2 separate regions of the Homo sapiens genome follow, and region 2 is linked to region 1. Evidence: read pairs that join two places in POLR2A ChIA-PET (ENCODE). Cell type or tissue: PC-9. All regions are shown on one strand.

Region 1 (8,000 bases):
CTTGGTTTGGCAGCTTCTTTACTCCAAACTGTTTTATCAGCAAGGTTTTTATGACCTGTATTTTGTGCTGACCTCCTATCTCATCCTGTGACTTAGAATGCCTAACCTCCTGAAAATGCAGTCCAGCAGGTTCCAGCCTTATTTTACCCAGCCCCCATTCAAGATGGAGTCACTCTGGTTCAAATGCCTCTGACAGCTGTGGACTCTTTATTTTAGGCCTGAGAAACTTCTACGAGATCTAAATAACAAGTAAACTCTAGCTATGAAGTTATCTGCATGATGAACTTTGCAAGCAGAAGGCACAGCAAGTGCAAATGACCTAACTAAGAGCAGTGTTGGAGAATTTCAGAAGCAAGCAGAAGGCATGTGCAACTGGAGAGTTCTGTGTAAGAGTGAGCTAATATGTGTCAATGAATCTACTGAAAATAATTTTCTTTTTTAAAAATGGAGAGATTTTATTTGAGTACACAATTTGCAAACCAGGGAGATACAGCCTTCACTATGAAAATGAGGAATGCAGATTTGTTTGGTTGTGATTGGTCAAAGCAGGTCACAGTGTATTGTCTAGTCCAGGAGGCTAAATGATATTTTCCAGCCATTGTTTCAGGTGGCATAAATAGGACACAGCTATGAAAGTCCCAAAGTTATGTGAGCACGTGGGTTTTCTGGGAACACATGGTTTATGTGTGACCTTTAGTGAGTACATGACCATTGCTTCTATTCTGAATTTAGCCTCAAGGACTGACTCTTTCAGGGTTTACCTATGACATGAGGTCCTGAGAGGAAGGCTGAAGCCAGATTATACAAGCCATAGCAAGGCTTGAATTTTATGCCAAACTCAACAGGAAATTACTGAAAGGCTTTAAGCAGGGGATGACATGGGAACATGTGTATTTTTTAAAAAGATTCTATGAATGAGTAAAAAATTACGTATGCAGGTAAGAAGAAAAGATCCAAAGCTCTATCAGTGAGGAGATTATACAATAGTGAAAACAAAACAATGATGGTAGGTAGAACAAAAATGGGGAAAGGGAAAAAACTACATGTATTTGGTACTCTATTAGAAAGGTAATGTCAAAAAGACTTGCCAATAGATTAGATACAGAGAGTGAAGAATAGAGAGTGCTTTGTCTTGGATGTTTTTGTTCTCTCCAAAACTCATGCTGAAACTTAATCCCCAATGCAACAGTAATGGAAAACACGGCTTAATGCAGGGTGTTTAGATCATAAGGGCTTCACCATCATGAAAAATGTGATACCAGTACTAAAAGAGCTTGTGGGAGTGGGCGCACTCTCTTTTGCTTTTCTGCCATGTGAAGAACAGTGTTTCTACCCTCCAGGGAATTTACCCTCTAAGGCACCAACTTGGAAGCAGAGACCAGGCCCTTACCAGACACCAAACCTGCTGGTTCCTTGGTCTTGGACTTCTCAGGTACAGAGCTGTGAGAAATAAATTTCTGTTCTTTATAAATTGCTCAGTCTTAGGAATTCGGTTATAGCAGCATAAACAGACTAAGATAAAGAGGGAGGACCTAGAAGGACTTTTAGTTGTATACATTAAAACCAAAAAACCTTGAATTCAAATCCAGGATATGCTATGTATTAATTCTGAGACCTTATTCAAGCAATTTGTCTTCTATTAGCTTCATTGTCCTCATTTGCAAATTGAGACAATACTTACGTTTAGATAAGAAAAATAGATAGATTTAAATAGCACTAAAAGAGGCCAGGCACGGTGGCTCACACCTGTAATCCCAGCACTTTGGGAGGTTCAGGGGGGTGGATCACCTGAGGTCAGGAGTTCGAGACCAACCTGGCCAACATGGCGAAACCTCATCTCTACTAAAAATACAAAAATTAGCCGGGCATGGTGTTGGGTGCCTGTAATCCCAGCTACATGGGAGACTGAGGCAGGAGAATCACTGGAACCTGGGAGGCAGAGGTTGCAGTGAGCCAAGACCGTGCCATTGCACTCCAGCCTGTTAACAAGAGCAAAACTCAGTCTCAAAGAAAAAAAAAAAAAAAACATACTAAAACAAATCATTAGCACAGTGTCAAGTATATAGTGAACTTTCAATAAAGGTGATATTAGTATTAATATTATGTTTACTTCAAACTGAAAAGTACCAATGGAATTCATATTTTTGCTGGAACCATGATTGTCTCTCGTTGTCTCAAGTCTGTTAAAAACAAACAACAAGAGAAGTTTTATATCTGAGGTAAATGTAATGATGTAGTTTTATACAAACCTTTATGGTGGTGTATATTTGGGTAAGACAGCATGTATCTCTGCATAACAAGAGAAATATTAGAGAAACTTACAGGGAAGAGTTTTTCTGGGTAGTCCTGTAGAAAATGAGGTTTAAAAAAAAAAGAGAAGGACATTCTGAATTGAAGGAACAGCATCAACAGAAAGACTACAGAGAAAAGTGCTTGATGCGCTTCCTGGATGGAGAATAGACCAATGTAATGAGTGCTGAGTGTCGCTGACAGAGGAGCAGAAGGGTGAGAGATAAGGTAGGTAGACAGGGACCCTGCTCTGCCCATGTTTGTTCGGCTTCAAGGTAGGCTGAGGCAAGATTTGTAAAGGGCTTTGAAAGTGTGCTATGAAGTTAGGAGTTATTCCCACAGGCAATGCAGTGTCAGAGTAATCAGAGTTTTAAGCACGATAAAATTGATGTTTTAAAAATATTACCCTTTTGGCTGTTGAAGCTGAAGTCAGAGTAAAAGCTACTAGAGCAGTAAAATGAGTTCAGAAACTGCAGGAGGTTTTTTTACTTTTTTTTTTTTAGATGAAGGTGGAAGTGGTACCTACTCGATAATTATTAAGCATATAGAGTTTTTGTCGTGCTTTATTTCCCTCATAGTCAGTCATGGGCGAAGTCAAGGTCAAAAAAACAAGTCAGGGACGTAAACCCAACCCACAGCTTCGGATTCTCGGTTCAATACTTTATGCAGCTAAATAATGTGAAAATGTGCCTGGATGCTGCCTGATAGAGGGAAGGTTCCATTTTTAATATGTAAAACTTACCTTTGTATGCACGAAATAAATTATAAGAGCTGTGCCACTTTAATCAATCTGTTTTGCTAGAACTAGGCTCTATAGCTATTAAAAGACTTCTACTTCCGGAGACTTCCTCATGCCATGCAGCTTAGTCATGCCTCCTTGAGCACATGGAGGCATGAATAAACTTTAAAAGAGAAAGAGGAATATGCCTTCACTGGTTTTGTAAACACAGCAGCCAATGTGTTTGCCTAAAGGGAGAGATCTGCCACTTTGTACGTTAAGCCTGAGTGAATTGCAGGGCTTCTAGACAGATACTCAGGAAATACATCTGCAAAGTTTTAAAATAAAATCATTACCCTATTTCCAGGGCACAAGATATATAGGGCAGCTGGCTATTTGGAAACAAAGGGTTGAAAGGTTCAAACGGAATGGTTTGTGCCTTTCAGGATCATTTGAGTCCATGGAAGTGGCTTCATACAAAGATCTATTTTTTAAATGAGGAATCAAAATTAAAGTAATCAAAGTGCTGTGCACGAGGTCAAATGGTTAAGTGGAAGACCTTCAGCTGCAACCCTGGCCTCATGATGACACATGCAGTGGGTTTTCTACCCTGCTACTTAACATGTTATGAAAACAGGGGCAGTGATTAAGCATGCTTTCACCCTGCCTTCTGATTGTGCGACTACACCCAAGAATGATATCTTCACTGTGTGTTTCCCCTCCTTGCTTCCTTCTTTCCACGGAGAAATACATTCTTTATAATTTCAAACTAAACTTTCTATTAATTTACACATGCATTGACTCATTTATTCATCAAACATTTATTATGGATCTATAAGTTAAGCACAGTGACAAAATCTCCAAGGAGGTCATAATTGGGAGATAGAGGAAGAGAGAAAGATATTAAACATTTAATCATCAGGGAGTATGAACAGTATTTGATTTTTTTTAAAGAACAGGAGAAGCAAGAATGATTAACAATTATTCTTACCCTTTAAATTGCAGAAAACATACTGCTTAAGATTCTGTTAAGCCCACAGGAAATAACCAGGCTGGCATATTTAGATTCATTTTCAAACTTTGACATAAATGAAATGAGATGTCCCCCCCAAACACCTGCTGGCCTGCCAAAGTTTGAAACTCTCATAATTTGAGACATTAAATTATTAGACAACAAAAGCAGCAACATTATTGAAAATGAGTGAATCCCAGTTAAAATCACATTAATTCACTAGCAGGATTCATTTACTTAGATTAAATTGTTGATAGATCAGACTCTTCAAACATCGATTATGAAAAAGGTGACCTCGGTGAGCATTTGGACTGTCAGTAGATTCATCTTAAACACTTTTCTCTAATGTCTTAAAAAGAAGTTCTCAATAGTTTGCTGCAATAGAAGCATGACAAAGGATCTTTGAAATAAATCAGGTTTTAGAAACCTGTCCCTCTCAAGAGACAGGAAAAAATGATGTGCTTATCCTTTCCCTCAAACTACACAAGCACAAATCACCAATACAATAAACTACTTAAATTTAAAAATCTACTCACTTCCTAAAAACAGGGTAATTAAGTCTCATTTCAATTTTTATACAAAGAATTTGCTATGGCCTGATATCATAAAACCTTGAAGTTATAAATAAGTTACTATTTACCTGTGAGAGGGACTTTAAAAGTGCACAAGAATTTCAAGTTCTTTTCAATGCTACTTTCTTCTGATTCTTTCCACTTAAAATGAAGTAAACAAAGAACAATATATAAGCAAAAAGGAAAAGTATTTGTGCTCAATCTAATATACTAAATAATACATTTAGTTTTATGGATGACTTCTCTGTTGAATTCAAAATATTATATTTATACTTTTTCTTAAAATCTTGAAAGTTTCTGTTAACTTTTGTGCATGCCACCTTCTTCAAAGCTTGCTATGTTTTAAAATATCAACCCTTAGATGATAAATAGAATTGAATAACCAAAATAGGAGGATACTTCATACTTGATTTAAAATTAATCTTTAGTCATTATCATTAAAACTCTTTTCTAGTTCTAAGGAGAAACTTGTTCAAGGCTTCTGATAACCGTATCTCTGAGGAGGAGAAAATGGTGGCTTCCTTAGAGTGAGAAAATCCACTGGCGCTCATAGGGTCTGGGCCTTATCATGGGGCATCAGACATGGACCAAGAGACACGAATCTAACAGCACTGAATTGGAGGGTGGATGGAGGGAAGGCCAAGGTTACACCCTTACCTTTTCAATGTCTCTAACTCATTAGATCTTTTTGATCCTGTACTTCTGTGGCCTTATTCATGTCTGTCTTATCTGATGAACTCATTAGCTTAATTACTGTCTGTACTAGCATTTGCCAGACCTTACTACTATGAAATGAATTTCACAAAGTTTGACCCAGAAGCTATCTGCATCAGAATCACCTGAAAACTTGTGACAAAGGCAGGTTACCACAGACCTACTGTCTGAAGATGGGTCTGATAACCCTTTATTTCAAACCAGCACCCCAAGTGATTTTCTTCCAAGATTAAGTTGGAGAAACACTGATTTTACAACATGAGAAATAGTTATTCTAGAAGTTGGTATCAAGCCTTTGGCTGCAAAATCTGAACCAATACTTTACTGAACTCTCAGCTTATTGATGACATTTCCTATTTCCCTTTTAATGATACAGAAATAGCATAGCTATGGAAATGATGGGCTTTAGAGTAAGGCAAACCCAAGTTCCATTTTGCCTGTCTTTTCACCCATGGAAGAGATAAATCAATGCCTCCTCAAGTGTTTTGGTTATTGTCTGTCTTCTACAGGAGATAAAACGCCATGAAAATAGTGTTCCAGATCAACTTTCTCTGTATCCTCAGCATCTCAGACAGCCAACAGAACATAGTAATTGCTCAAAAAATACTTGTGAGTTTATTGCAGATGTTAATTTGATAAAATTTGTATATAAAATTGTAATGGGACCTGAAAAGTAAACTTAGCTATTGCTACTATTACTACTATTATTATTATTACTTTAAAATATGAGAAGTTTCAAAATAAGATAAATTAGTCATAACAGATATGTAGACTCTGGTTCTCTTCAGAAGAAAAATAAAGGGAGATTAAATTTTATTTAAGAATGCATATTTCATTTCAGCAAAATAGATTATTCCGATTCAGAGCAGAAATATTTACAGGTAATAGAAATCATACAACTGGAATGTAAGTTTACTCAGGTATATGAGTGCTTAGAAAAGTAAAATTAAAGCTTATAAATTTTTCTTTTTATGAATAGCTCAAGGTAGATTTGGAACTCCCTTGAAAAAAAATCAGAATGGTGGCAACTAGCCTTTGGTTAATGGCTTAGATTTATTTAAGAGATGGTGTCTTTCTCTCTTGCCCAGGCTGGAGTACAGTGGGACAATCACATCTCAGTACAGCCTTGAACTCATGTGCTCAAGTGATCTTCCCACCTCAGCCTACTGAGTAGCTGGGACTCCAAGTTTGCACCACCAAATCTTTAGATTATTTTTAAAAGGGGAAGAATGTATGTACATCTTCCCATATAAGTAAAGTTGAATTATGAGACTAACTGTGTACCTGTGCTGCCAGAGATTCTCAAATAGAGCCTAATGGTGTCCTTGGATAAAACTAACGTTACAGCCAAAGTTATGATGAGGCCCATCTAATCTTCTGCCATTTGTTGTCATCAACTCACTCATGCACCTCTGCAAATCTCTGTCCAAATATCACCTGATTGGAGAAGCTATTTCTGCTTCCTCACCTTACATGGTGAGTGCAAAAGTAATTGTGGTTTTTGCAATGTTGAAATTTGCCATTTGATAGTGGAATGCTTTCTTAGACAAACGTGGCTGTGTTACACATCATTTTAAGGGGATTTCTCACTTTATGTTTTTTGTTAATGATTATTACTTGCTGTTTATGTTTATTTTAGAATAAGGAAATGATGTTAGACAAAAAGCAAATTTGAACAATTTTCTTATTTAAAACTGGTCATAAAGCAGTGGAGACAACTCGCAACAACAACAATGCATTTGGCCCGGGAACTGCTAACAAACGTACAGTGCAGTGGTGGTTCAAGAAGTTTTGCAAAGGAGAGGAGATCCTTGAAGATGAGGAGCACAGTGGCTGGCCATCGGAAGTTGGCAACAACCAATTGAGAGCAATCATTGACACTGATCCTCTCACTATAGAAGTTGCCGAAGAACTCAATGTAGACTCTACATTCAAATGCTGAATGACTCTATGGTCATTCAGCATTTGAAGCAAATTGTAAAGATGAAAAATCTCAATAAGTGGGGCCTCATAAGATGACTGAAAATTTTAAAAAGTCACTTATTCTACACAACAAGAAGGAACTGTTCCCTGATCAGATTGTGAACATGCAAGGAAAAGTGAATTTTATATGAAAACCGCCAATGACCAGCTCCGTGGTTGGACTGAGAAGCTTGAAAGCACTTCCCAAAGCCAAACTTCCACCAAAAAAAAAGGTCATAGTCATTGCTTGGTCTACTACCACTCTGATCAACTACCATTTTCTGAATCACAGTGAAACCATTACTTCTGAGAAGTATGCTCAGCAAATCAATGAGATGCACCAAAAACTTCAAAGCCTGCAGCCACATTGGTCAACAGAAAGGGCCCAATACTTCTCCATGGCAATACCCGACTATATGTTGCACAACCAACACTTCAAAAGTTGAACAAATTGGGCTACAAATTTTGCCCTATCCGCCATATTCACCTGACTTCTCACCAACCAACTACCACTTCAACCATCTTGACAACTTTTGCAGGGAAAATGATCCCACAATCAGTAGGATGCAGAAAATGCTTTAAAAGAGTTTGTTAAATCCCGAAACACAGATTTTTATGCTATAGGAATAAACAAACTTATTTCTTATTGGCAAAAAATGTGTTCATTATAATGATTCCTATTTTGATTAATAAAGATCTATTTGAGCCTAGTTATAATGATTTAAACTTCACG
Region 2 (8,000 bases), 630 kb after region 1:
ATTTCCAAGAACAGTTTTATTTCTTTGATCTTTCTTTCATGATAATGAGGTAGATGTGTACAGGATTGAACATTACATTTCAAATGTAATCCCAACAGACTTGCAACAAGCAAATTTTTTATGTTATTCTTTATAAAATGATACCTCTGTTTAAACCACTCACTTTCTTCAACATACTATGAATTCATATATAATTTGTGTATTTCTCCCACTTACAGAACACTGGCTTATACCACTCTTCAGGTACTTCTCTCCTCCAATAATTATATTGTGTTTTTGTGGGGTTTTTTTTTTTTAGCTTTTCTAAGTTCTTTTGGTTTGATTACATGTTTCTTTTTGTAACTCTTTTTATCTTTTCTGTTCATAGTTTCTACCATTGCTGCTACTTTATATAATTTCTCTGTCATTTGATATTTATGACTTTGCCTAATTTAGCCTCATCAATTTTTAGTCCCCAAAAAAAATCCAAGATGAAATTTAAATTACTTTGGTCCCATCAATTTTGTTTAATTTGTTTACTGTGTAAAACAATAATAGAGATTTTAATGAACATCATCTTAATAAGTTTTCTAGTTCTCTGATGTGATATAATCTAAATTGTGTCCAGACTCTTGATTTATCATATTTTAGATATTAAATTGTTATTTATTTTCCCACTGTCTAAGATTTTTAAAAATCTACAAGTAGCAAGACTTATTGCAAATCATGCCAGATTCAAAAATCCTTCTGTACTACTAGCCCGATTAACCCTTTCTTCCTCTTTCATAGCATGTGGAAGTTTTTTTTTTTTTTTTTTGATACTCATCAAAAGCTACTTTGTAAAATAAGTTAGTTAGATTTTTGAATATCAAATTAGGTTGTAAGCTCTGTAAGCAAGGGCCCTGCCTTATACTTCCTTATAGACAAGCTGTGTCAAACCACTTTTTGGAGTTTTATTTTATTTCTAATTCAAGGACCTAACCTCAGCAGATTCTGATTTAGTTGATCACGAGTAGGTTCTTGTAATTGTAGTTTGTAAAATCTCCCTGAAAGTCTGGTTTGTAAGTTATTGCTAGAACATCAAATCCCTTGTATAAATTACTAATGCTAGCAACTCCAACTAATGCAAAAACCTCTTAAGGATTACATATACAGGAAGATGAGGAAAACAAAGAGACTAATATTTGTGTGAATTTTCCTTGCATAGAATTTCAAAAGCCTGTAGTATTTAGGCTGCAGAATTGCAATGGCCTACTCTAGTTTCACTTTACCTCTTTTCCGACCTTAGCAATATTCCTCTTACTGAAGGAATGTATTCTAAGCAATTCAATTGGTTCAGTCCCTTTCAGTTCAGTTCAATTTTATTCAGTTCAATTCATTCCAAAACAATTAAATTTATGTCTATACTTATAAGGAACTGTGGTGGGCTATTTCAAATGCAAAGATGCCTGCATTCAAGTTACTTATTGCCTGGGAGGAGGGATAAAAGCATTAATTCTATATTCTATAATAAATCCCTTAATAGAAGCAGATGCTGCATGGATAGCAACTTAGAGTAGGATTTAAATGTGTTTAATTTCTTGCCTATTCTTAAACTACATATATGTATTGTATATATGTATATATATTTATGTAATGTATACATTGTATTATATATAGTATATATGCACACATATAAAATTATAGTATAAACTTACCAAATATAAATATGTTTAGTCTTCAAAATGAAATAGTTACTAACAGCCATCTTCAGTAACATTAAAGGATGCAGCCCTGATAGATCATCTCAAGGTGACTTTGTAAATTAGTACATGTCCAGACTCTGTAGAAGAAATGAGTTTTATATAATAAGTCAAAGAGAGAATATATAGTCTTTAGGGGACCCGAACATAACTATTGTAGTTCACTAATAGGTTAACTGTTATATAGCTGCACCGAGCATCATGGGCAATGAGAGTTTCAGAAAGATAATGATGGAGTTAATTTGTGAAAACTCTCATGTGATAATATGCATTTCTCTCTCGTTCTGATATGCTTAAGGCCTACACATTTTCCAAATGCCGTGTTACCCTTTACCATAGGCCCTATCATTTATTCTCTGGCTGTATATATGAACTAGGGAAATATGGGTGATAATTTTAGGTAACTATTTGTGTACTCAGACCTAGACCTCAACCTGGGAAACTCCGGCCAGCAGTTAGGAAATGATAACACATGGTGAGCCAACTTAAACAAATAGACTCAAGACTTGTAATCAAATCCAGTATATTCTATTATGATTTAATAAACCCAGGCATCAGAAACACCACAGTTAGAATTGTCTTTGCATCATTTGCTTTGGACCTCAAGAGGGGGTGACCTTAAATTATAAAGTTACTGGTACGGGAAGAATGAGACCCCCGGACAACACAGAGGTGCTTCTAACACCTTTGCATGTACAATTTCCTTATGTAATTCAGAACATGCCTCTTAGTATTGATGACAATTTCATTTTTAAAGTTTCTAGCTTGAGCTTAAGTCCATTAATTCACAATTTTTCTTCTCCATTAGTGTGAACTTCATGTGACCAAATTATGGGTTTAAGAGACAAAAAAGGGTATGAGATACAACGGGAGCAGCAAGGACAACATGGCCAAAATGTTCTGTGAAGTTGGTAAAGACTCCTCAGAACAGCTGACATTTTGAAGCAGGAATATGACTTTCCTGGAGATAAAGGCAAGAATACTAGAGCAATCACTCTCCATATTACCAGACAAGGAAGTACAATTTAGGCTTACTAGTAGCAAGAACTCCTAAAAATGGCTTTCTGTGAAAACAAGTGGTCTTGAAATTCATAATAATTATAGTCTACTCTTGATAATCCATGTTGAAGAAGGGGAGTACAGTTGTAAGGAAAACATGAAGTTTTTCACAAATTGTAATTAAAATGTAAATCTTTTTGTATATACTTAGATACTAAACTTGAATTCTGGTTGGGAAGGGTATATTATTTGGATGCCAATAAAATGAGATATAAATCTATGAGGACATATGTTGAATTGGAAGCACTCAACTTGGGTTTATTATTAAAAGTCTGCCTGGCATTAAGGATGCACTCAAATATTACTTGCTATAACAAGTCCCTAAATAATTGGCTTCAGAGACAATAGTCTCTGCAAAAAGAAATCAGAAATCTGTGTGACCATACAAACTGCAACTTTCTATTAATTCACCAAATGAAATGTGTTGATCCACTAATGGGGTTATGAATGAAAGCTGAGTTTTTTTTTTTTTTTTTACCCCAACAGCATTATACTAACTCCTAGCACTCCTTTAAATTTTATGCAAGATGTTAAAGATTATATATGTGGAATTTCAAGTATGAAAAGAGCCAGTCTAGCTCCACAACTAAATATACAATGTATAGAAACAAAATACAATTGAATCAGAGTTAGTTCTTATTGGTGGAGTGCTGAGCTTGCCAATACGATGAAGGAAGATCATGAACCTTTGCGTACACACAAATTGCTAATGCTATTTCTGCCACTGTTATAGAGAATGGTGACAAGGGGGTTAAAAAACATAGTACATGATAACTATAATCACCATTCTGGCATTAAGAAGATATAGGAGAAGATGTAACAAAAATAATGGTAACTACAGACAGAGAGCTTACTGAGACTTTCTCTGCTTGGCGGGAATAAGCAAAGAACTGGTCCTATGGAATCACTCATCATGCTAACTCAAAGATCTTACATAAACCAAGAGGCATGGTGCTTAGATAATGCTCTTCTGTCTCAGGGCCTTCAACTTTTTTTTTTTGAGACAGGGTTTCGCTCTTGTTGCCCAGGCTGGAGTGCAATGGCGCGATCTCGGTTCAGGCATGGCATTTCCCTTAAAGTTGAAGAACTACCAGGACCGATTTTAATTTTAAGTGGCCACAGTGTAGCAGACACAGCAGCTTCCTGCTTTCTCTATCACTGGAGTCTGCTGCAGTAAGCAACAGGGAATTAGTCACTGAGTCAACAAGGGGGAACCACCCAAACTTGTTTATTTAATTTTGCTACATAATAGCTACATATCTATGGATTCTCTAACAACCACATTATATAGTCCCACTTTTCAAATCTTTAAATAATTTGTCCTGCCTATATCAAAATGTATTTCTTTTCACTTTGAGGAACAGCCACAGGTAGATAATTGACAAGTGAAAAGAAAACTCTCAAAAAGAAGAGGAAAGAGTAAAGAGGACTTGGTCATCCATCTTCGATACCAGCTCAGTCACGGTAGAATATGGCACCAGTCAGAGTCATGAGGTGCCCCTTCTAGGCTCTAGCTTCAGGACAACATTTCTAAACATACCCTGGGCCAGAAACGAACCTGCTGCCCTGAAGGGAAGGACCAAGTTTTGGCAGGACCCATCACCTGCTGACTAAACAGCCTTTGGGCCCTGAATAACCAGCAGTGATACTTAGGTTGTATGCTGTGCACTTTGGGTGAGACTCTGAGACTTGCTGGATTCAGATGAGACTCAGCACTTTTCCAGCTGTGGTAGCTACAGGGAGAGACACCTTCTACTTGAGAAAAGCAGAGAGAAAATAAAGGGGACTTTGTCTTGCAGCTTAGGTATCAGCTCAGCCACAGTCAGGAAGAGCACCAAGCTCTTAAGGTCCCTAATTCCAGGCCTTGGCTCTTGGACAGCGTTTTGAGACCTGCCCTGGGCTAGAGGTGAGACCATTGCCCTGAAAGTTGAGTCCCGGGCCAGGTGGCATTCACCACAAGCTGACTTAACAGCCCTTGGGTCTTAAAGGAACATTGGCAGTAGTCTGGCTGTACTCCTCATGGGCCAGTGATGGTGGTAGTCACTGTGTGACGTTCCTCTGCCTATGGAAAGGGGAGGGAAGAGTGGAAAAGACTGTGTCTCATTGTTTGGGTGCCAGCTCAGCCAAAGTGCAATAAAACACCAGGTAGACTTCCAAGGTTTTGACTTTAGTACCTGGCTCCAAGATGGCACCTCTGGACCTGCACAGGACCTGGAGAATCTTGCCATCCTGAAAAGTAGGACACAAACCTGATTGGCTTTCCCCTCCTCCTGCTGATTATAGAGCCCAGAGCCTTGAGTGAACATAGGCGGTAGCCAGGTAGAGGTTATAGTGGATCTTGAGTGAGACCCAGTGTGAAGCCCCAGTGGTGGTGGCCACAGGGATGCTTGTGTCATCCCACTTCCAGTTTCAGTCAGCTCAGGACAGAGAGAAAGATTTTGTTAGTTTGTGAGAAAGTAAGGGAAGAGAACAAGAGTCTCTGCCTAAAAATTCAGAGAATTATTCCAGATCTTATCCAAGACTATCAAGGTAATACCTCCACAAGTCTCCAACAGTTATAGCATTAATAGGCTTGGGGTGCCCCTGAATACAGATGTGGCTTAGACAACAACACCCAAGTACTTTGGAATACCTGGAAAGTCTTCCCAAGAAGAACAAATACGAACAAGCCCAGACAGCAAAGATTACAATAAACACCTTACTCTTCAATGCCCAAAGATGAATATCCACAAACATCAAGGCTTTTCGGGAAAACATGATGTTGCCAAATGAACTAAATAAGACACGAGTGACCAATCCTGCAGAGACAGAGATATTTAATTTTTCAGAGAATTTAAAGTAGCTGTTTTGAGGAAACTCAAAGAAATTCAAGATAACACAGAGAACTCAGAATTCACTCAGAGAAATTTAACAAAGAGATTGAAATAATTTTTTAAAAATCAAGCAGAAATTATGGAGTTTAGAAATGCAATTGGCATATATTGAAGAATGCATGAGAGTCTTAATAGCAGAACTGGTCAAACAGAAAAAAGAACTAATGAGCTTAAAGACAGGCTATTTGAAAATACACAGAGGAGACAAAAGAATAAAAAAGAATGAAGCATGCCTACATGATCTAGAAAATAGCCTCAAAAGGAAAAATCTCGGAGTTAATGGCCTTAAAGAGGAGGTAGAGAAGGAGCTAGATAGTGATAAAATATCCAAAGGGATCATAACAGAGAACTTCCCAAATCTAGAGAAACACATCAATGTCCAAATACAAGAAATCTATAGAACACCAAGCAGATTTAACCCAAAGAAGACTACCTCAAGGCATTTAACAATCAAACACCCAAAGTCAAGGATAAAGAAAAAAATCCTAAAAGCAGCAAGAGAAAGGAAACAAATAACATATAATGGAGCTCCAGTACATTGGCTGAAGACTTTTCAGTGGAAACCTTACAGGTCAGGAGAGAGTGGCATAATATATTTAAAGTTCTGAAGAAAAAAAAACTGTTACCGTAGCATAGTATATCTGGTGAAAATATTCTTCAAACTTGAAGGAGAAATACTTTCTCAGACACACTAAGGCTGAGGAATTTCATCAACACCAGACCTGTCCTATAATAACTGCTAAAGGAAGTACTTCAATCCGAAATAAAAGGGAGTTAACGAGCAGTAAGAAATCATCTGAAAGTACAAAACTCACTGGTAATAGTAAGTAAAAACACAGAATATTATAACACTCTAACTGTGGTATGTAAACCACTCAAGTAGAAAGACTAAAAGACGAGCCAATCAAAAATAACTACAACAACAAATTTTTAAGACATAGATAGTACATTAAGATATAAATGGAAACAACAAAAAATTAAAAGTGGGGGCACAAGTTAAGGTGTAGAGTTTTTATTTGTTTTCTCTATGCTTATTTGTTTATGCAAAGAGTGTTAAGTTGTTATCAGCTTAAAATAATGGGTTATAAGATAGTATTTGCAAGCCTCATGGTAACCTCACATCAAAAAACATGTGGTAGATACACAAAAAATAGAAAGCAAGAAAACAAATCATACCACCAAAGAAAATCACCTTCACTGAAAGGGAGGCAGGAAGGAAGATAGGGAGAGAAAATCACAGAACAACTAGAAAATAAATTAAAAAATAGCAGGAACTAAGTCCCTATTTATCAATAATAATATTGAATGTAAATGGGATAAACTTTCAAATTAAAAGACATAGACTGGCTGAATGGATGGAAAAAAAGACTCAATAATCTGTTGCCTACAAGAAACATACTTTGTCTATAAAGATACATATAGGCTGAAAATAAAGGGATGAAAAAAGATATTCTATGCCAATGGAAACCAAAAAAGAGCATGAGTAGCTATACTTATATCAGAAAAAAATAGATTTCAATACAAAAGCTAAAAAAAGAGTCAAAGAAGTCATTACATAATGGTATAGGGGTCAATTCAGCAAGAGGATATAACAATTCTAAATATATATGCACCCAACACTGGAGCGCTCAGGTATATAAAACAAACTTTGTTAGAAGTAAAGAGAGAGATAGGCCCTAATACAATAATAGCTGGAGACTTCAACACCCGACTTTTCAGCACTAGATAGATAGTCTAGACAGGAAATCAACAAAGAAACATTGGACTTTGTCTGCACTATGCACCAAATAGACGAAATAGGTATTTACAGAACATTTCGTCAAATGGCTTTGGAATACACATTTTTTCCCTCAGCACTTGGGTCATTCTCAAGGACAGATCATATGTTAGGTTACAAAACATGTCTTGAAACATTCACAAAAATTGAAATAATATCAGGGATCTTCTCTGGCCACAATGGAATAAAACTAGAAATCAACATGAGAAATTCTGGAAACTGTACAAACACAAGGAAATTAAACAATATGCTCCTGAATATTCAGTGGGTCAATGTAGAAATTAAGAAGGAAATTGAAATATTTCTTGAAACAAATGTTAGTGGAAACAAAATATACCAAAATCTTTGGGATACAGCGAAAGCAGAACAAGAAGGAAGTTTATAGCGATAAGTGCCTACATCAGAAAAGTAGAAAAACTTCAAATACACAGCCTAATGATACACCTTAAAGAACTAGAGAAGCAAAACCAAGCCAAACCCAAAATTAATAGAAAAGAAATAATAAAGACTAGAGCAAGAAAAATGAATTTGAAATAAAATGTCAATGAAACAAAAAGGGTTTTTCTTGAA

The links. Peaks named below come from ENCODE experiments on the same cell type or tissue, not always from the same donor. Only the 100,000 strongest peaks of a DNase experiment are listed, where the experiment ranks them.
Region 2: POLR2A ChIA-PET joins it to region 1 with 5 read pairs; 1 of 35 experiments calls an interaction of 5 or more read pairs at or near these places.

What each region holds. Positions count from the first base shown.
Region 1 is chr1:73,590,398-73,598,397 of GRCh38, forward strand. It overlaps LOC105378802 (a long non-coding RNA gene), which reads right to left. Exons shown (of 3, transcript XR_001737793.1): 3 at 4,660-4,732. Among named protein-coding and RNA genes, the nearest start is that of LINC02238, 80 kb to the right of the region's middle. In PC-9, no CTCF peak of the experiment used is centred here; a DNase peak (open chromatin) is centred at 3,154; H3K4me3 peaks cover 929 bases.
Region 2 is chr1:74,218,939-74,226,938 of GRCh38, forward strand. The region is part of intron 3 of FPGT-TNNI3K (FPGT-TNNI3K readthrough); the gene reads left to right. Among named protein-coding and RNA genes, the nearest start is that of TNNI3K, 12 kb to the right of the region's middle. In PC-9, no CTCF peak of the experiment used is centred here; a DNase peak (open chromatin) is centred at 3,983.